Regions from separate parts of the Homo sapiens genome. Here region 2 is linked to region 1. A link is a loop called in an ENCODE intact Hi-C map of the cell type or tissue named here. Cell type or tissue: A673. All regions are shown on one strand. Links, peaks and the distances in the headings refer to the core of each region. The heading gives the core; the rest is flanking DNA.

The links. A loop is a pair of places that touch in the nucleus more often than their neighbours do. Peaks named below come from ENCODE experiments on the same cell type or tissue, not always from the same donor. Only the 100,000 strongest peaks of a DNase experiment are listed, where the experiment ranks them.
Region 2: a loop joins it to region 1, with 2.4 times the contacts of the local background. A loop is called at or near these places in 1 of 110 quality-filtered maps.

What each region holds. Positions count from the first base shown.
Region 1 is chr2:165,629,148-165,640,404 of GRCh38, forward strand. The region is part of intron 4 of CSRNP3 (cysteine and serine rich nuclear protein 3); the gene reads left to right. LOC124906085 (a long non-coding RNA gene) reads right to left here. Exons shown (of 3, transcript XR_007087279.1): 2 at 54-143. Among named protein-coding and RNA genes, the nearest start is that of GALNT3, 160 kb to the right of the region's middle. RefSeq lists enhancers at 5,329-5,908, 5,909-6,487. In A673, for the core only: no CTCF peak of the experiment used is centred there; DNase peaks (open chromatin) are centred at 4,444 and 5,924; H3K4me3 peaks cover 954 bases; H3K27ac peaks cover 3,164 bases.
Region 2 is chr2:165,456,781-165,468,037 of GRCh38, forward strand. No RefSeq gene overlaps it. Among named protein-coding and RNA genes, the nearest start is that of CSRNP3, 7.3 kb to the right of the region's middle. RefSeq lists an enhancer at 3,838-5,037. In A673, for the core only: no CTCF peak of the experiment used is centred there; a DNase peak (open chromatin) is centred at 5,831; H3K4me3 peaks cover 693 bases; H3K27ac peaks cover 2,562 bases.

The DNA.
Region 1 (11,257 bases), core at 3,522-7,521:
CAATTCTGATACAAAGTTTGAGAACATTTTCACAGATAATCTCTGAAACTCACCCTGCTCAAGGGAAATAGTCTGTGCTCCACTTCCACAGGCTCCCACCAAGTTGTTCTCCTGACATCACTCCCTCTTTCCTGCTTCAGGTTCTGCGTACAGATAGAGGACAAGAGTACACCCTCACTGTTTGCCTCTTTCTGCCTCATTATATAGTATTCAACAACAGCAGATTCTGCAGCCCTGGAACTCTCCTATAACCATGTCACTCGCAGTAGCTTTGCTTTCTTATGCTCCAGTTTGTGCATCTCATTCACGGAGGTAAAGCTCCCATGGTTTTTCTTCAAAACGCTATGAATCCAGGGGTACAGTTATGATGCCTTTTGTTGTTTTGTTTTGTTTTCTGTGAGGCAGCTGAGGCATCACAGGTATGCGACTTGTCCCAGGTCATTTGGTTACTTGTTGGACCAGAAGAGAGACCTAAATCAGAGGCAGAGTGAAATGTTTTCCCTCTAGGGTCATTCATGAAATATTCTACCAAGTGAGAAATGAAGATATCTCGATATGTTTGATTCAGAAATCAAATTAGTAAATGTTAAACCCCAGAACCATCAGTAAACTGTGAAAATCTGAAATGGTGGCCTAGCATTAATCCTATTTGATCTCCCTGCTTTTTTTCCCCTTTAAAAGTTTTCATCTTTATTTGTCTTCATTTTGCACTCTACCTTTCATTGATTCCCCTTTTATTTCTGGCTGCCCTGCCTGCTGCATTCAGCAAGCCATTCCTTCTCTCAGGTCTAGAGGACCCCAAGCTGATTTCCTGTGGTTCACTTCTAACCACTTAAAAGAAAGGTTGCAGCATTTTCTTTTGTACTCAGGTGAATTTGATTGTTTAAAACAAGCTTTCTTTCAAAGACTCTCAACAGACTGTACAAAAGCTTAATCATCCTATCTGTACGTAGACTAAAATAAAACCTAGGGTGCATCATCCAAGGCTGTCTATTCTTTGATTTTTGAAGACGTAAAAAAGCTCCTTTTTTGTCTCCTTTTCTGCCTGAAAAAATAAATTCTGGCGTTCTTAGGAAACAATGCATTAATCCTAAAAGTGTGTATGTGTATTTTGAATTAGTCTTTTCGTTTTCTACTAAGACAGCATTTAGAATAGCCATTTTTATTTCTTGTATACCTAAGACTGACTCCTCCTTTTCCTTCAAGATTTTATTTAGTCCCTCTGATTTATTGCCTTTCCCTCTTTTCCTGTGGTGTTACCCATTTATAATGCCTTCTCTTTGATCACTTTGAAATCCACCATATGTTTTCCTGTTTGCCATCTCCCGACTTCCCCATGGCATTAACTGCAGTGAGTGGTGGACTCCTTGTCGGGACCCATGAAGGATCTTTGTTTCTTCAGCTGGACAGCAACAACTCCTCCAGCCTGGGTCTCCAGGATCCTCTCCAGAACTGCTTTCAGTATCTCTTTCTCTCCCAGTTATCAAATGACAGACAAAGTAATCATTTTACATTTACTCCATACATGGATATATCTCTTACAGTGAATTTCAGCACCATTTTAGGAAACACTGTCCTTGTACAGCCACCCTGTAGTGGGAATTTTATCAGAAATTATTGTATTTCTCATGTAATAAAATTGATGATATTTGACGTGTTCAAAGTTAGTTCTTTGATTATTCAGAGTTAGTGGAGCAAAAGTCTATTGCCTTCATTTATTTAACAAACATTTATCAAAAGCCTACTAAGAGACATACAGAGATTTGTGAATGAATACCCCAGGGAGGCTAATTATTTGTTAACGTTTCTTATTAGGGCCAAGGTTTCTAATTATTTGTATAGCTTTTTCATTATGTTCAAAAATAAGAGATTTATTACCCACACTAAACATTATATAACATTATAACTTAATCATAATTGCCTTATTATTGCAATATTCTGAGCCAGATAACTTCCGAGGAGGTATATTAGAGGGTTTTAAATTTCAATGTTAACATAAATCACTGGTTCTTGGTAAACAGCAGTTATGCCATGCATTATACACATTCAGAATTTCGGCTCCCTGTGACTTATGACTTCAGGCAATTGACTAGGGGCTAGAGACAATGTGTGTGTGTATGTGTGGGTGCAGGAATTGGCTCTGCCTGTAAATTACAAGGGGCAGCTTGATGTGCAGGCCATGAGTGTCCTCAACAGAGATGAGTGGTGCCAATGAAGGCGTTTTTATATTCTCACTCTAGGGAGCTGTTTACTTTGGTGGGAACAAGACCGATATACAAGTTGCCTGTCTTCTGTGGAAATCTAATTTTACTGACACATATATTTTATTTATTCCATTGATATTCTGTAAGCTCTTATGGATGCCTTTATAGCAGCCAATGGCCAGCTCTCCTGCCTTTAATGTACTGTGGATATTAAGAAAAAGCATGATTTTCTCCATGCCTTAAAAGACCTCAGTCTATTAGAAGAGGCAGAAGTGGAAACAGATAAGTTACACAGATCAGTAAGTAAACAATCAGAACATGTCACTATGCTTAAATTATATTTTTATAGCCATACCTGTTCTATAAATCAGAAGTTAGCAAACTACAGCCTTGCAGGCCAAACCCACTCTTTCACCAGTTGTTATAAATAAAGTTTTATTGGAAAACAACTACTCTCACTCATCTACCTATTGTCTGTGGCTGCTTTTGCACTATAATGGCAGAGTCAACTAGTTTCAAGAGACTGAATGGCTCACAAAGCCAAATGGTTAATATCTGGCCCTTTAAAGAAAAGATTAATATCTGGCAATCAAATATGTGTGAACGTGTTTCAAAGGGATGGGTTTAAATACTATTAATATTTAGAGCATCAACCTAACTCAAGACTTGTTTGCAGAATTTTTACAGTTTCTGTGCTGCATGGCCAGGCCTAGAAATGATAACAAAATATGACTATCATCACACTAAAGTTAATAGAAAATTATTAAACATTTTATGAGTGCTTAGAATATAGCATAGGTATTAATTCTGAATTTAGTGTGAACATGTTCTTTTTATTCTTTTATCAATGTCACAGGGCTGTCATTGTATTAGGAAAATAAAGTGAAGTGCCAGGCATGGTAGTTCACACCTGTAATCCTACTACTTTGGGAGGCTGAGGCAGGAGGATTGCTTGAGGCCAGGAGTTCAAGACCAGCCTGGGCAACAGAGCAAGACACTGTCTTTACAGAAAATTTAAAAATTAGCATGTGTCTGTGGTCCCATCTACTTGAGAGGCTGAGATGGGAGAATTGCTTGAGCCCAGGAGTTTGAAGTTGTAGTGAGCTATAATCACAGCATTGCACTCCAGTCAGAGTGACAGAGCAAGACCCTGTCTCTTTAAAAAAAATAACAAAAATAAGGAAACCAAATGTTATTCTCTCTCCCCATGAATGTTCTATCCCTGCAATGGGACTTTACAGCTTTACAGTTACATTTTTAAAAGCTAAACCTAGAAATCAACAAATCTAACCATTTTATGTTTAAATAGAGTCTCCATGAGAATATTTTGATTCATAAAAAGGAACTTAAATGAGTATTTCTTTATGAGACATTTAAATAATTATGGCATGCCCCATGATTCACCCCATCTTTATTTCATTACTGTTTTATCAGAGCTTTGCATTATCAAGTTGAGTTGAAACAACATGGGCTACATGACTTACCAGCTATCAATTTTCGTTTCCTATCTGCAAAGTAGAAATCCGTTATATCATTTCTAAGGCTATTCCAGAAGGGAATAAAGCCTGAAAAACACTTAGCACTGTGGTAGACATGTGAAAAATATTATCTTCCTTACCTTCTTTTTGATATAATCTGTAATATTTGAACATTTTCTTATGTCATACTTTATGCAAATACAGTATTTCTGTCACGTTAAACTTAGCAAAAAACCACCTAAGTGAACTATACACTGATTGTGTAGTTAAGCTTGTTTAATATCTCTTAAAACATTCATCTCAGTTGTTACCTGAAAATACCGATTTAAGAGACTTAAGTCTAGTGATGCCCTATTCCAAAGGACTTAATAATGTAATGTTATTGCTAAAAGGAAGGCAGCCAAGATTGTCTTTTATTGTTTATTTCTATCACTTAAATCACCTACAACTATGTTGGCATAAGGATCACTAAAGTCCTAGAGTAAGCGGATTTATAGTCTCTGTCTTTAAGAAAGAAAGTAATGGCCTATTGTGAAGCCTCGAATTCTGGCATCGATAATATTTTGATTTTGTTATTTTTCTAGGATTTCTTATGAACCTGTGTGGAAAATATTTAGGTATGTTTTCATTACAAAACGAAAGCAATTTCTTCTGAAAATCGCAGCTTCTTTCGTCTTGCTTTGTTCAGCATTCTAATGCCTTTCTTTGTTTTCCACATAAGAACTTCAATCTCCCAGCTCACAAGCTTTCCAAGACTCCCCACTGAGCACAGAACAAAATCCAGTCCCCTGATCCTAAGATTTAAGCTTGAAACCATGCTAGCCTATTCAGCTATTACATGTTGAATACTAGGGCTGCATCTTACTGCTTTGCTCATTTCCTCCTTGCTGAGGACAATGCCTGGCACATAGTAGTTGCTCCATAAATTTCTGTTAAATATAACTAGTTACTAAAATATAGACAGAAGCTCCTCTGCAATCATTCACTATTTGTGGCTCCCTGAATGTGTTCTTCCCCTTACAACCTCTGGGTACTTTCCTGAACTGTTGAAATCCTGCCCACACTTCCAAGACCCTGCTGCACAAAGCCTCTCATGATCTTTCAGTAGTCAAAATTAATTTCTTCATTGGGTTTTCATAACACTCCTTATGTCTGTTACGCTATTAAACCAATTCATTTATTCTACAAATATTTATTCATAGACTATCTTTGTAAAACATTATTTGAGGTCCAGCCCCGTGGCTCACACCTGTAATCCCAACACTTTGGGAGGCCAAGGCAGGCGGATCTCTTGAGCCCAGGAGTTCGAGACCAGCCTGAGTCACATGGCAAAACCCCGTCTCTACTAAAAATACAAAAAATTAGCCAGGCATGATGGTGTGTGCCTGTAATCCCAGGTACTCAGGAGGCTGAGATGGAAGAATCATCTGAACCTGGGAAGTCAAGGCTGCAGTGAGCTGAGATCGCACCACTGCACTCCACCCTGGGCAATGGGAATGAGATCCTGTCCAAAAAAAGAAAAAAAACACACACAGAAAAACATTATTTGAAAAACATACAAAAAACACATATTGAGCACCTGTTCTGTCTGCCAGGAAATATTCTAGGAATGCAGCATACAGTTGTAAATAAGACCGGCGAAGGGCCCTGTTCTTACAAAGGTTACATTCTGGTGGTCAAGATGGATAAGAAACAGACATATGCATAACATCAAGTAGTGATACAGACTCCAGAAAAAATAAAACAGAGAAAGGAAATAAAGAAGATGGATGAGTAAATAGCTTACGGAAGTTAAGGAAAGGATCTCAGAGAAAGGGATATGAATAGCAACCTAGATTACATTAGGAAGTACCCAGGCCCTGTGCTAGGTGCTAATAATTTAAAGATCAGTGAAGCATGTTCTTTGCTTACAACCTGGTGAAGAAACCTACCTGGAGGTGACAACAATTACACTCTAGTGTCTAGAAAGTACTCCAGTACATCCTGCAGAGGAAAGTCATTCTCACACTGGTATGGTTGCCTTGCTATTTGATGTGCATCTGTGTGCCTTACTTTATTGTTATCTCGTCCAGGAAGGAGCCTGTGTTGTTCACTTTGGTATTTCCCCAGAGTGCTAACAGTCCCTGATGCATTCTAGGCCCAGCAGGCTATTGAATCCAGCCAGTGCAGTCCTGAGGGGAGTGTTCCCAGACTTACACTGCAGCTGGGGAGGAGCCAGCCTGGAGCTCCGGGCTTGGTGTTCTCAGCTGAGGGAGCTGATTGCTCTCCCTCTGTGAATTGCTGTACACACTGAGAAGCCCTGCAGCAGCAGATCTGATGAGTGGGAGAGCTGCCAAAGTGCGCAGCCAGGCTGGGCCCCTGGGGTGCCCGTGAGGGCATCCTCTTATTTTCTGTTTGAAAAGCTGACTGAGATCATAGTGGAGACAAGTGGGCAGAACCTAGACAAAACTCATTCTTTTCTCTGTATATTTATAAAAAATGTACCTCAACACCACATAGGACAATCTGATTCCTTTTGATGACAAGAGCCTGCCTCCATTTTACTCCTGGGAAAAGAAGGAGCTTTAAAGGAAAACTTTAAATTCAAAGTCATTGGAAACCCTTACCCTCCTTCCCAGAGGTACATTTGAGACTACAGTCTCTGGGCTAATCAGGTGCTTTAATAGAGGTTAGCGTTTGGAGAGGGCAAGTGAGACAGAAACAGGATTATTTGTGTTCAGGTAAGAACATGTTATCATAGGATGTTCATGCACACAGGACAAATAGAAATGTCGATACCCTATTTTATTTATTATATTGTTTTCATATGATATAATATTGCCTTGTCTAAAGGCAGTATCTTACCTGATGGTAAAACCAGTCTAGACTTGTTTAGTCTTTGTGTTAAAGGGACAGTAAGCTTACAGATGCTTTAGTCATAGGCCAGTACAGCTCACCAGGGTTGTAGGCCAGAACTACACAATTCTATAGGATTAAACATCTATTTGAGAGTTGCAGGTAGTCAGTGCATGACAAACATGCAACTTTCCCTCCATCTCTTTGGTGCTACCCTTCCTTGCTCCATACCCATTTTTTCTTTCCCTCCTCAATTGTTCCTCTGGAGAATTGTAGAGTCAACTCCCACCATGATGCAGAGCCCTTCACCTCCCCACCAGCTTCTGCTTCAAAGCTCACATATCCAAACACACCATGGGGAGTAAGAAATACACCCAAGGGTAAAGAAACTTGTTTATTGCTATAACCCAGTTTCTTAAACTTACGTAAATGAATGCTACTGTTTTAATAGTATTCCTATTAGTGTTAAGAGAAACAATCTCTTCCATTGGCTCAAATGACCTTTCTTGCTCTTATTAGCTATGGCAAGTGACACATTCATATGTAAGCAGATTGGTAACTTACACAGAAGCTACTTAGAAATTGCCTGGATTCTAGGTGCTTAATATATATTTATTCAGTGAATAAATAAATATGAATGCATGTGTGCATAATTGGATGAATGAATGGATAATTTAGGAGTTTATAGATAAGATTCTCTTTGAGTGAATAACATAGGAAGATGATCTGTATGTTTTCAGAGGCCTGTATATGAGGATAACTGTACTAACTCCATCAATAAGACACGTGTCTTGAGATATTTTCCCAGTAATATTGATATATTTGTGTTTTTCTGATCCATCTCCTCCCATTAAGTTCTCATAACCCATAGCATCAACATTCAAGATGGAACAAGTAATCATTATTGCCATGTCTAACTTTGGCTTCACTAGAACTAAATGAACAAATTAATCACATATACTTAACATAAGTAGGTGTGTAACTATAAAAACATACATATGTAATATTTGTATATGTAAGTCATATGCATATTTTAATTCTAGCAAAACTTAATTCTAACAAAAATATGGTTATTGTTTCCATCCATTCTAAAATTTCATCATGCTAATGCTACTACAATTTTATTATTTTTTAAATAATTAGAGTATTAAGCATTAATTAGTTCATTTACTAATTTTTTTTAATAATGCTAGAGCAAAACACATAGATTTGGTTCATGACTGGTGGCTAGGCAATGAGGGCAGTCACTAGGCAGTAGGGTTGACCTCTATGGAAGACAACCAGCATTCCTATTCACAATGTCCCAGGTGTCATGGCATACTCAGTTCTGATCCAGATAGGTTTGGTTGGCTTGTTTTGTTGTTTTGTTTTTGTTTTTAGCTAAAATTTCTGATAGAATAGCACAAAGTATGGCAGAAGGTATTGCTAGATCAAGGCAACAGGTGAGTCACAGAAATATGATTCTAGGTTGATTCAACAAGGCTATAGCCAGAACTCATAAAATAGCTTGAAATTAAAGGAACAAGTCAATGTCCTGAACAGAAGGAAAGACCTTAACATGACTAGGCCTGTCACTAGGAAAGCTTGAGTTCTAACAAGGAAATGGAACGTGAATCCAAAAGCAAGAATGAGGCTACAACTTAATTTGTCTGGGTCTTTATATAGAGATTTGGTGGAAACACTACTACCCAGTGGGTGTGAGTATGCCCTGTGATGCAGAAACAGATTAATTGTATACCTGGCATCACTAATGGAGATGGAGCTATTAGTGTATTTTCAGGCTCACTATCATTGGCTCAGAATTAGGTGGTATTAGTACTCATAGCTGGTCATGATTGGGATCGGAAAGGAGCGCCACATTCATGACCATTACTGAGTGGTTTCTGCTCTGCAACATACTTTATGGATCTCTATGAATAAGTATGAATAAGTACCAGTGCTTATGCTTAATGGAGTTTTGAAAATGTAAAACATATGATCATAAGTGCCAGAGTATAAGATGACTCATTTATAGCAATGCCATTTCATGAATGCATTAAACAATTTCATTGTCTTCAATTCAGAAAACTATAGTGGAAGTGTTTCTTAATGTACAAAATGGAGAATTTACAGTCTTTGTAAATCTACTTTTTGTGAATGTTCATTGTGTAAAAGTTGGAAAGTTCAAAACAGTGTACAGATACAGATTCATTACCCTAATACAACCAGTATTCGCATTGTATTAACCCAGTATTTTTTAAAATGTACTATTATATAGTTGCTACAAATTATTGTTAAACCTTTTTTAATGCCCCTTTTTCACTGAATACTATATCAGACATTTTCTAATATTATTGAAATATCTATAAAATCTTATTAATTTTATTGGCTACAAAAATATCCCAATATATATAGTACAAAAGACAGTCATTTTACTCAACCATTTCTATGAAGTCAGGCATTTAGGTGTTTTGTCAATATTTCATTATTATATTTAACTTAGTGATGAACACATTTTGACATAAATCATTTTCTAGGCTGGGAGTGGTGGCTCACGCCTATAATCCCAGCACTTTGGGAGGCCAAGGCAGGTGGATCGCTGGAGATCAGGATTTCAAGACCAGCCTGACCAACATGGTGAAACCCCGTCCCTACTAAAAATACAAAATAAACTGGGTATGGTGGCACATGCCTGTAGTCCCAGCTACTCAGGAGGCTGAGGCAGGAGAATTGCTTGAACCCAGGTGGCGGATATTGCAGTGAGCTGAGATCGTGCCATTGCACTCCAGCCTGGGCAACAAAAGTGAAACTCCATCTCAAAAAAAAAAAAATCATTTTCTAAATTTCTGATTATATCCTTACTACTGATTCCTATATTTAGAACTATTTATTTTATATTTTTTAAAAGATGAAGATGCTTTCTGAAAATGTTGTAAATCTTTAATATGCCAACAAGTAGTATAGAAAAGTACCTATCTCTTTGTACTCTTGCCACAACTGAAAATTTTTATAATTTTGCATTATTTGCTAGACAGCAAAAATATATTTTGTTATTTTGATTTTTATTTCTTTGTGACCACTGAAGTTGAACACTTTCTTAAATATATTTTTAATATTTGAATGTTATTTTTTGTCAGCTTTGTATTCTTAAATTTTGCTCATCAATTGTTGGGAAATGTCCTCTGACAGAGAAAAAGTACAGTTGATTCTCAATATTCATGATAGTTATGTTCTATAAGGTTTCAGGGAAGACTGACTTAGTAAATACAGAGCCGTTGCTCCTGGGGGAAATACAGGGTTAGGTACCTGTTGAGCCTCTGGTCATAACATTTTCATCCACCAATCAATACATAATCTTGTTTTGTTTGTTTCCGTTTAAAGACACCTTATTAAATATATGTTGTTGATTGATTAACATTAAACTTATGACCAACAACACCATAACTTATGCCTGAAAAAAACATGTCTTGTCACGTATTTTCTCTATATGACACATCGCTGCTTTCTTGCATTTAGGAATAGTAGACAGCACTGGTACTTGGGGGCCTTTTCAAACAGGAAAATTACCTACAAAAAGCACAAAACGTGCAAATAATGTGGCACTAAGCACCATATGAAGGACATTTGTTTACAGTAGGAGAGCTGAAATAGGAAGGCAAAAGTCACCTTGTTCAGCCTCAACTGGGAACATACACATGGGACAACTCAATTTTTCACTGTTCTGCGAGGTCTGTGAATGTGTATTGATTTGGAGTTACAAATAAATTCGGAATCTATAAATAATGAGAATCAACTGTTTATATCTTAGTGATCTGGCCACAAAGTGCATGGTTATATACACGGCTGAGTAAAGAAGTTAATGAGTGGATGGATAAATATAAATCTGTTCATTTTAAAGGGAACAAGTCAAAAGGTGTCCTTTAAATCCCGTGATTTTGAAATATACACAGGAGTTGCCATACCCAACAGCAAAGAAAGGACAAATCTGAGAATGACAAAGTCAGTGTTTTGACACCTGAGGAGATACAGCAGACAGGGAAATGGAAAGGGCATTGCTGTGAAGCCAGGCAGAGTTGGATGTGAGACTCATTTTCCAGGCTTATGACCTTGGAGGAGAGCCACTTGGAGCCTCTAATTCCTCCTTCAGAAAATCAAGATTAAAATATCCATCTTAGACTGTCTCTTACAGATACCTTTTGTCTCTCATTCATAATTATGACCCTAGGACTTAGCATTATTCCTGATATATTTGTCAATTATCTGTCAGAAATATATCAGTTATTCAGTGTCCATTACCTTTATGTGCCAAAACAAATATCAGACCCCAAAAAAGTATTTAAATTCCAGAATGCTATACATTTAAAGTACAGAACAGAGCATTTTAATTGTAAAACTCTTATCATGTGGGGCTGGTTGCCTCCAATGAATAGTTCATACATATTGATTCTCTGTGTCAGGCACTCTACTGCTTCATATAAATGATTTATGTGAATTCAAATTATATAAATGATTTTTGATTTCTTTACTTTTAACAAACACTTATACAGTACTTACTACGTGCCAAACTTTGTTTAATGTGTTACAAATATTTATTTAATCCTCATAACAGCACTATGTGATGAGTATTATTATTAAAACTATTTATACATGAGGTGAGCGAGACAGAAAGATTAATTTGTCCTAGCTCACCCAGCAAGTAAATGACAGAGCAGGATATGAACTAAGTGCTTTTTGTCCACTATTCATGTTTATACCATTACT
Region 2 (11,257 bases), core at 4,095-8,094, 170 kb before region 1:
AAAGATTTGAGGAGCACTACAATCCCAAACAAGATAAATAGCACAAATTAATAAATAAAAAATAAATCACAGTAAAACTGCTTAAAATGAAAAATTAAGAATACTGAAAGAAAGGATACTAAATTTATCATCAGATGACCTGCACCCATAGAAATATCAAAGAAATTTCTTTAGGCAACAGGAAAATGATTTCATGCAATAACATAAAACTGAAAAAAGAACAATACAAATTATAAATATGTGCCTACACTAAATGGATATACACTGTTTAAAAAATAGTAAATTCCTATGAGGTTTAAATGTATGAAAAACTAAAATTAAAATCCATCACAACAGTAGGACAAAAAACTTAGAAAAAGATAAGTAATTCTTACATTTTTGGGAAAAGGATAAAAGTACTTATTTATATTAAACTTTAATAAATGTTGGCTGTAGACTAATCACTATTTAAGTGGTAAAAGAATGTGTAAAGGAGAAAATGGAATAATAAAAATGCTTGAGCCAGGCACAGTGGCTCATACCTATAATTCCAGCAATTTGGGAGGCCAAGGTGGGAGGATCACTGGAGCCCAGGAGTTCAAGATCTGCCTGGACAACATGACAAAACCCCATCTCCACAAAAAATACAAAAATTAGTTGGACATAGTGGTGCACGCCTGTAGTTCCAGTTACTCAGGAGGCTGAAGTGGGAGGATCATTTGAGCCCCAGCGGCAGAGGCTGCAGTGAGTTGAGATTGCAACACTGCACTCTAGGCTGGATGACAGAAAACATTTTTGTAATGTTTTATTTTTTTTTCCTGCCTCGGAAAAAAAAAAAAAAAAGCAAAACAACAAACACAAAAAAACAAAGGAAACAAAATATATCCTCCATCCAGTCTAATTAAAATCCTAGCATATATTTTACCTTTTTCAGGAAAACATCCACAACATACTCTGTTGTCAAGTTTGTGATGAAACAAATACCCTCAAACATGGTTGCTGGTGGTCATACGAAAGCACAGAACCTCGTAAATAAGGAATTAGTAAATTCCAACAAAATTGAGTATGCATATACTCTTTAGCCTATCGTATCTCATTCTTTCAAAAGTGGCGAAGAAAGGGAAAAATAAGATTTATTCTCTTTCCCCTATGAATTATTAACTCAGAATAAACAAAAAATGAACAAAGTTTCTCAATTTGCTATTAAATGTACAAGGAATAATAAGATTTGGTTATCATTAATTTTCAGCTTCAGATAAAATTATAGATGTGTTATGATTATGAATACCTAACATCATAAAAAGAAAATCAACCCAAACTTGTACTAACACTACATACACAATCTAGGAATAAAGTGTGAAGGTAACCAAACATCTAGATTTAAGTACCAGAGGAACATATTAAATAACACATTGGGAAAGCAATCAGCAAAATTGAGACCACGGAAAACTCTACAGAGTAAAGGCTATGGCTTCATCAACAAATAAATTACAGCAGGAGAGAAAGAGAGAGAGAAAGGGAGGTGGGTCAGGGCAACCTGTAGGTTAAAAGAGACCATTTGCAGTGTGCTATGTATGAATGGACTTTCTTTGGATGCTGATTTCAACAAAAATCTAGAAAACACTCATGAGACATTTGGAGAAATGTGAACACCAACTGTGTATTTTTTATATGGAATAAAGGTATTTTTAGAAGTTTCCTTGTCTTTTAGATAATTTTTAAAATTTTTTTCAGATTCAGGGGTATGTTTTTAGGCTTGTTATAAGGGTGTGTTGCATAATGCTGGAGTTTGGCTTCTATTGAACCCATTACCTGAATAGTGAAAATAGTGCCCTACCCAATATGTATTTTTTCAACCCCTTGCCCCTCTCCCTTTCTCCCCACTTTTGGAGTTCCCTGTATTTATTGATTCCATCTTAGTGCCCATATGTACCCATTGTTTAGTGCCCACTTTTAAATGAGAACATGTGGTAGTTGATTTTCTGTTTCCACATCAATTCACTTTAATTCACTTAGGATAATGGCCTCCAGCTGCATCCATGTTGCTGCAAAGGACATGATTTCATTCTTATTTATGGCTGCATAGTATTCCATGATGTATATCTACTGCATCTTCTTTATCCAATTTATGGTTGATGGGCACTTAGGTTAATTCCATGACTTTGCCATTGTGAATAGTGCTGCAATAAACATATGAGTATAGCTGTCTTTTTGATAGGACAATTTCTTTTCCTTTGGGTATATAGCCAGTAGTGGGATTGCTGGGTCAAATGGCAGTTCAATTCCAATTCTTTGAGAAATCTACATACTGTTTTTTTATAGGGATTGAACTAATTTACATTCCCACCAACAGTGTATAAGCATTCCCTTTTGTCTGCATCCTCACGAACATCTATTATTTTTTTACTTTTTAATAATAGCCATTCTGACTGGTGTGAGATAGTATCTCATTGTGGTTTTAGTGTGCATTTCTCTGAAGATTAGTGATAAGCATTTTCTCATGTTGGCCACTTGTATATCTTCTTTTAAGAAGTGTCTGTTTATGTCCTTTGCCCACTTTTTAGTGAGTTTTTTTCTTATTGATTTAAGTTCTTTATAGATTCTAGATAGTAGTCCTTTGTCAGATGCATAGTTTGAAAATATCTTCTCCCATTATGTAGGTTGTTTGTTTAATCTGTTGATTTTTTTTTTTTTTTTGCTATGCAGAATATCTTAAGTAAGTCTCAATTGTCAATTTTTGTTTTTGATGCATTTGCTTCTAAGGGCTTAGTCATAAATTTTTTGCCAAAATTCTTGCCCAAATTCTGGGCATTTCCAATGTCCAGAAGAGGTTTACTTCTAGAATTTTTTTTAACAGTCTGAGGCCTTAATTTAAGTCTTTAATCCATCTTGTTAATTTTTGTTTATGGTGAGAGGTAGAGGTACAGTTTCATTCTTCTGCATATGGCTAGCCAGCTTTCCCAGCACAATTTATTGAGTGGGGTGTCCTTTCCCCATTGTTTCTTTTTGTCAACTTTGTTGAAGATCAGTTGATTGTAGATGTGCAGCTTTATTTCTGTGTTCTCTATTCTGTTACATTGATCTCTGTGTCTATTTTTGTACTAGTACCATGCTGATTTGGTTACTACAGCCTTGTAGTATCGTTTAAAGTCAGGCAATGTAATACCTCTGGTTTTGTTCTTTTTGCTTAGGATTGCTTTGGCTATTTGGGCTTTTTCGTGGCTCCATGTGAATTTTAGAATACTTTTTTGTAACTCTGTGAAAGATGACATTGGTAATTTGATAGGAATTCCATTGAATCTGTAGATTGCTTTGGGCAGAACAGTCATTTTAATGACATTGATTCTTCTAATCTATGAATATGGAGTGTTTTTCCATTTGTTTGTGTTATCTATGATTTCTTTTATCAGTTATTTTTTCTGGTTCTTTTAAATAATGAATATTTATGGGTAAAATAATATGAAGCCCATAGTGTGCTTTAATATAATGGGGTAGAAGTGGATAGGGTCTGAAGGAAACAACAACAATCATGGGTTATTACTGAAACTTGGTGAAGTACACATGGAAATTATTGTATCTATTCTTTCTAAATTTGTATTTGTTTAAAATTATCATTAATAAACAGTTAAAATGTAATGTCCTTTACCTTATAAAAATACATATTTCTGAGACAGAAACTTCATGATTTTTATTTCGCGGGTGTGAGGTAAGAACCAGGAGTTTGATTTTAGCTGGGGTCCCAAATGTTTCTCATGTACATTATAAAAAATATATAGTTTTATGACTCTCCAGCACTTTAATTATAACATATGATTATATTATAAAATAATAATTGACATATTGATTTTTCATAATATTAAAGTGTATTTTTATCTTCACAATTAGACAATTGACCTTATGTTATTTTCTCTATTATTGCACTAGTACCAGTTCTTTACCATGATAGACATTCAAGCATTTATTTCTCTTGAAGTGAGTGTATATTTCTCAGTCCAGAAGAGTCTTCTCTGAAATCCACAAAACAAAGGTGAGATGCTAATTTTTCCTAAAACACACAAGACAAAGCTAATGATATATACCTCTCATAGATCAACTGCTGTTTTGCTTCAAACACTTAAATATCACAAAACACACCATATTTGTTTATTCATTTGTAAGCTTAAGAGCTTATTATTATTATCATTAGAGATAGAGTCTTGCCCTGTTGCCTGTTGCTCAGGCTGAAGTGCCTGTGCCACCATGCCTAAGTTTTTTTTGTTTTTGTTTTTGTTTTTGTTTTTTAGTAGAAACAAGGTCTCTCTATGTTGCCCAGCCTGGTCTCGAATTCCAAGGGATCCTTCTGCCTCTTCTTCCTGAAATGCTGTGATTACGGGTGTGAGCCACTATGCCTGGCCAAGAGTTTATCCCTAATCCTCTGCTTTAAATAAATTTACAACTGAAAACTGGACTTTATTAGAAAATAATAAATTAATTAATAATGGTAATGATAAATACCTCATAGCATCTGCTTTGGCAAGATCAGAACTTAAAATCTTGTTATTTTTTTTCCCCCAAATGAAGATAGGAAGAAAAACTAGTAGGATGAAAAGGCTTCAAAATATGCATGTAAGAGTGGTAAGAGAAGGACAGAAAAATCAGTCCAGACATTTCGTTACTCACCATGAATTGCTTTTTTTCTTACAGAGTCTCACTCAGTCATCCAGGCTGGAGTGCAGTGGCGCAATCTCGGCTCACTGCAAACTCTGCCTCCCGGGTTCAAGTGATTATTCTGCCTCGGCCTCCCAAGTAGCTGGGACTACAGGCGCGTGCCACCACACCAGGTGAATTTTTTTATTTTTAGCAGAGTTCGGGTTTCACCATGTTGGCCAGGCTGGCCTTGAACTCATGACCTCGAGTGATTCACCCTCCTTGGCTTTCTAAAGTGCTGGGATTACAGGCATGAGCCACTGTGCCTGGCCCATGGATTGCTTTAAGAAGTCAATTTGAGGTCTGCTGTGTACCAGAGCTACACCATAAACCACCTGCTGCTTTCCCTCACTTTAGGAAAGAGAAAAACTAAAAACCATTCTTCAGAATTTAATGAAACATAGAAATACCTATAAACTAATCAAGAGTGCTTTTAAAAATTATATTAGGATTCTTAGTTTTTAAGGCCATTTTGGTGGTTGTGAAGGAGAAAATTCACCTGAATAATTTTTACTTACCAAGTCCGTCAGAACACCTGCTTCCATTTCGAATATTTGAATTTTATAGACATCTTTGGCCAAACCTCACACTGTATACCATGGAAAAATTTTCCATGTTTTTTTTGCTGTTTTGCAAATAAAACTCTTCTGTTTGCAATGTGCAGCTGGATATACCATTTATTTTCTTCTTGTATGGATTAAACAGAACAAATAAGCTTAAATATTTCATTTATACAATAGCATTCTTAATTATGTTGTCATTTGTTTTATTTCCAAAAATTCTTATTTAAATATATTTTTATACATTCTTTGAAGTAAAGTATTTGACCTCACTTTTGTCTTTAATATAAATAAATTTAAATGGCTACAATTTCTTGCTATTATCATCCCAAATTTGTTACATAATTATCTATTTATTGAAAAGGAAAGAGTGCCTACCCATAATACTGTCTGGGAGAAATAGCTCCATAGGGGTTATGGCTCAGATCGACTTGGAGATAATGAAATGACGAAGCAGCTTTCATTTCTATCATTCACTCTGGGATGACTACAGAAGAACAGGATGTGTAGTCCTGTAGTACCCATCATAAAGATTTACACAAATTGTTCCTTTCTTCCAGAGTGCTGTTACTTTCCTCAGTGTTACATACTGTCATTAAATTCTCCACCCTCACTATTACAGCTTCCATTACCACCCACATGGCACTACGGCTTTATCCATGGGTGGCAGATGTTATCACCATATGTCATCCGATCAATTTTCCATTCAAGGGTAATGTAATGTTTGGGGGAAAGCCAACTCACACTTTAGTAAAGGCTGTCTCTGTAGTCTTCACCAGCCATAAATGCAAGCATCCTTTCAACTTATTGGCTCTGTTACCTAACCAAAAATCAGCAGGGATCTTAGAGGCTCATTGCATGTTTCCATGTTAGTTGGGCTCTCTCTCACTATCACCTGCCAAATTGTTTCCTATTAAGGAGTTTGGCATTATTTTGTTTTCCTCTACTTTTATTTATCTCAGAATATTCTGGACAGAGCATCATTAGATAGACGAGTACCAAAGGAAAGTATCAGTCTCAGGTCTGGTGTATGAGGCTGTTACTGCTTGTTTATTTCTAAGATCTATAGCTCATCTCCTTGCTCCAGGAGCTGGCATTACTCAGAGAGTTTGAAATTCTTATTCAATATAATTCTAAGAGGCAGCCAAAGTAAAGACAATATCAATTTATCTGTACAGTTCTGATTTACTCACGTGCTCTCTCTCTCTCTCTCAATCCTCTTTGCTTTCTTCTTTTCTCTCCATTTCCTTCCAACTCCATTCTTACTCTTGCTGTGGATTTGTATCTTTTTCCAGTAGATGTTATTGAACATCTATTATTTGCCAGTCCCTACCTTATGCTCTGCATATTTAAGTATTAAATAAAGTATAATTCATGTATGATTTCCAAACCTTGAAGATAAAACTGAAATTATTTTGAAACTAGTCTAGTCTAATCACTGCATTTCCTATCCATGTTGGGCAATTAAAATGTGGAATGTTAGGGAGATGAGAAAGTAGAAACAATTATGTATTTTTATTGTTTATGAGATTGCCTACGTTTCAAGTGCTCAAGCTGCCTGCAATTTGGTGAAGAAACTTCTGTTTACATTAGTAAAATTTAAATTTGCATTTAAATTTTTAAAACTTGGGTTGTGTCCTTTTTCCATTTTTGTCTTACCAGTTTCAAATCTAAATCTCATGGTCAAATTCATTCAAAACCCCTTAATTCCAATGATCACTTGGTTTGTCTTTCTTTAGAGGTTTTCCTGTCATTATGTATCTTTCTTGACATGTGATAACCAATAATTACTATGGCATTTCAGGTGTGGAAAATCTACATTTTTATATAAAATCAGCCTATTCCTATAAAATTTGCATTAATACCTTTCCAGAAGACAAGTTGGCTGGGGGGATATTTTTGGACAATTTGAAATAATGTGTTTACGAACCAGTCTAAAGTTAACCTTTTTCTGAGTTACAATTGATATTCAAACATCATCACAATTTAAAGTTTAAATTACTTATTCTTAACTTATAACTTTGTATCTAATGAAAATCACCTACTATTTTATTGTTCAGTCATGCTAACTTGAAAGCTATTCATAGGTTATTCTTGTTTACTTGTAAATGTAGTAGGATCAGAAAACTTAGATAATCTACTGTTCTCTGGGAGGACACTGGTGCCTGCAATGCCAGCTATTCTACAGGCTGAGGTGGAAGGACTGATGGTTCCCCAAGGTTCAAGTCCAGCCTAGGCAACAGGGTGAGACCTTGTCTCTTAAAAAAATTGTAAAAGAAGAGAACATTTTGTTAACATTGCTTAATTTTGTAAAATTAACAGCCTTATTTGCAGTAGTTTTTAGATTCCAGTTGTTGCTATGGTCCACGATCCTCCTCTTTGTTAAGCATTTTGTTGGCATGCGTCTCCAGGACAGGAAGTATGACTGCTGTTTAATTTGGTTCTCTACACATTGACCAATTCAGCACACTACTTCTATAGCATATATGTATATATTATACTGTATACATATGTTTTATGTATATTATTATTTAAAATATAATTTTCATTCATCAGAATGGTAGCTCCATAGAGTCAGAGACTTGGTCTTGTTTACTGCAGTACCTTAGTACCAAGAACAGTGTCTTCACATAAAAATGCTCAATAAACATCTCTGAATTCATACTTTAGAAGTGCATTGTTATTTTTATAGGCAACTAGTGAATAAATTCTTACTAATTTGCATCACTACATAAGTTATTTTATGAAATATCTTTGAGCATCTCTTACTGTCTGATTATCATGGTCTTTGCACATGGACATAGGCCACACTGGTGGTTTATTAGTCTCTCAACACCTCTGGGAATTTATAGCAGCATGTAAAATATTTTGGCCAGTTGTACCTAATTTTACCCTTGAGTTTCTGCAAACATTTGGATGGCTGCCACCAGGATTTGTTGATCTACTTATTCCTCTGTATTGATTAGGTCAAGAGTAGTCTTAGTGCTATTTATCATGTTTGGATTTGATACTTCTGAATCTCAATTTCAAAAACCAATTTAGGAATCAGTTAATGACTTCCTCAAAGAAGACTGGAATAAAAAATGATTTTTTTCTATTTTGTTTATATCCCTTGATATGTTATGAGACTGGAGATATTAAATAGTTCCACTGATCCTTCAGCTTATTTTTTTAGCAAATTTGAAGCTCTTAACTTTTATTACTTTGGTCTCTTACAAGAGTGTTCTCGATTCTGAGCTACATAATTTTTGATTCATCTGCACTACCACTCCTTAAGATCTTTTCAATTCCAATCACTTGACAAATTTCTGACTTTCAAAAATATAGGTTTTATTAAGATAGTCTCTTTGGACAGTTAGGTATGAAAAATTTTTATTTAATCATTTGATCTGTGCCAAGCCTCATCTATTTCCTTAGTGGTCATTATATTATCCCAAAACCTTACCTCTACAGCTCAATGGAAGAAACTTCACTTAATTAATACATAACATATTGAAATCCCTTCCTATTACAACCTGCTCTAATTTTGGACTTTCTTAAAAGTTGTCCATTATGTTACTCTTTAGGCTTATTTCTATTTTCAGCTTTTAAAGAATATTTTATTATTTAATTTAGGGTATTTTAACCTTTAGAAATTTTGTAATATTTCTCTTGTTATGAAAGATTTTTAAAGTCACTCAGACACACTCTCAGACGGTCTATTACCTTTGCTTCAGGCAAACAAGGCAACATGCAGCTGAGCTCCCGTGGCCATCAAAGGCCTGACTGTCACTGCTCCTTAGGAAAGCATCTCCCTCTATCAATATCAGCCTGTGATATTCCCATCATGTCACGCCTGTCTGATGAGTGGTGTAAGGTAGAGACCTGCAGCAGCAAGCAAGGCTCACTTTCTGCCTCTGCTCCTATTCTGTTTCTCTGAATTGAAAAGATGGTCTGGTGATGAGTGTGTTTGCTAGAAGACCCTTGTTCTGGGTGTATATAAAGCACTGTACTTGTCTCCATTTCTTTATCTTCCATCTGTTTTTCCAACCACCGCAGTCATCCTGCCCTACCCCAACCACTCCACTGAAACTGTTCACTGTCAGTTCACCAAGAACCAAATTGCAAATTTCATAGGTAACAACAATGTTTCTAAAATTTGAGTGTGCTTGTGGATCTTGTTACAATGCAGATTGTGATTCAGTTTACTGGGGTGGGGCCTGAGATTCTGCATTAGAACCAGCTCCCATGAGATGTCTAAGCTGGAATCAGTGGACTGCACTTTGAATAGCAAGGCATTAGCCCTCACCATAATCGTTCACCTTCCTGAAATTCTCTACTCCTTTGGGTTTTGCTACACCATTCTCTCCTGGCTTCCCTCCTCGCTAACTGTTCCTCCTAAGCATCTTTTCTTCATTCTGCTTTCTGCTTGTTCTTTAAAGGTAAGTAAATTCCCTGAGTTTCATTCTCAACTTATTTCTCCTCTTCCTAGAGTGATGATTCTCAAACTTTAGTGTACAAAGGAAGTCAGCTGAAAAATGTTATCAAAATGGAGCTCCCTAAGCTTCATTCCAAAGGTTCTGATTCAGTAGGTATGGGGTGGAGTCTCTTAGTCAGCATTTTTAATTCTGCTAAAGATGTTTTTCTTTTTTAAAAAATAAATGTATATAAATATGGCATACGTAACCTCATATTGTCTTAATTAAACACGATGTATGTCATAACCTCATATTATCTTAAACACAATATTTATATATATTTAATTAGTAAAAGTTTGCTATAGTGAAGCAAACTAACATATCCATCATTTCATATAGCTATACTTTTTTGTTGTTTTTGTGGTAAGAGTAGCTAACATCTACTTATTTTACATGAAACCCATAGTACAATTTCATTACCTGTAGTCCTCATGTTGTACATTAGATCTCTAGACTTGTTCATCATATATATATATATATACACACATATACACACACACATACATATATATATATATATATATGCTTCTTTGTATCCTCTGACCTACATCTTCCCATACCCCCAGTCCCTGCCTCTGGTAATCACTGTTTTGTTCTCTATCTCTATATATTTGATTTTTTTTTTTACAAAGATTCTGCATATAAGTGAGACCAGGCAATATTTCTGTGTCTGGATTATAGCACATAGCATAATGTCCTCCAGGCTCATCTACATAGTGGCAAAAAGCAAGATCTATTTTTTAGGACTGAATAATATTCCATTGTGTATTTGTACCACATTTTTATCCCCTTGTCCATCAATGAATGCTTAAGTTGTTTCCATATGTTGGCTATTGTGAATAATGCTGCAATGAACATGGTAATACAGATATCTTTACAAAGTTGTGATTCCACTTCTGAGTATATGCCCAGAAGAGAGATTGCTAGATCATATGGTAGTTCTATTTTTAATTTTTTTACAATCATCCATACTGTTTTTCATAATGCTGTAGCAGTTGACATTCCCACCAACAGTGTACAAGAGTACTCTTTTCTCTACACTCTCTCCAACATTTATCTGCAGACATTTTGATAACAGCCGTCCTAATAAATATGAGGTGGTATTTCTTAGTAATTTTGATTTACATTGCCCTGAGGATTGGTGATGCTGAGCATATTTTCATAAACCTGTTGTCCATTTTTATGTCTTCTTTGGAGAAATGTCTATTTGGGCCTTTTGTCCATTTTGTATTGGGTTTGTTTTTCCACTGTTAAGTTTTATGAGTTCTTTATAAAATTTTTATATTAAACCCTTAGGGTGCTCATTTATTTTCATTACTTTAACCGAACCCTAGATGCTGGGGGTTCCAAATTGAACCTACATCCCAGCCTTATTTATGAGTTTAACTGACTATTTAATATTTTAATCTGGATATCCAAAAAGTTCAAAACGTTCAAATTAATTTTGTTATTTTGTTCCCAAATCTCTAAATCTCTCTTTTTTTTTTTTTTCTGAGACAATGGCATCATCATCTAAACAGAAGAAATCTGGTTAGAATTTGTGCCCTGCAAATACTTGCCTACAAGTCTCTGTCT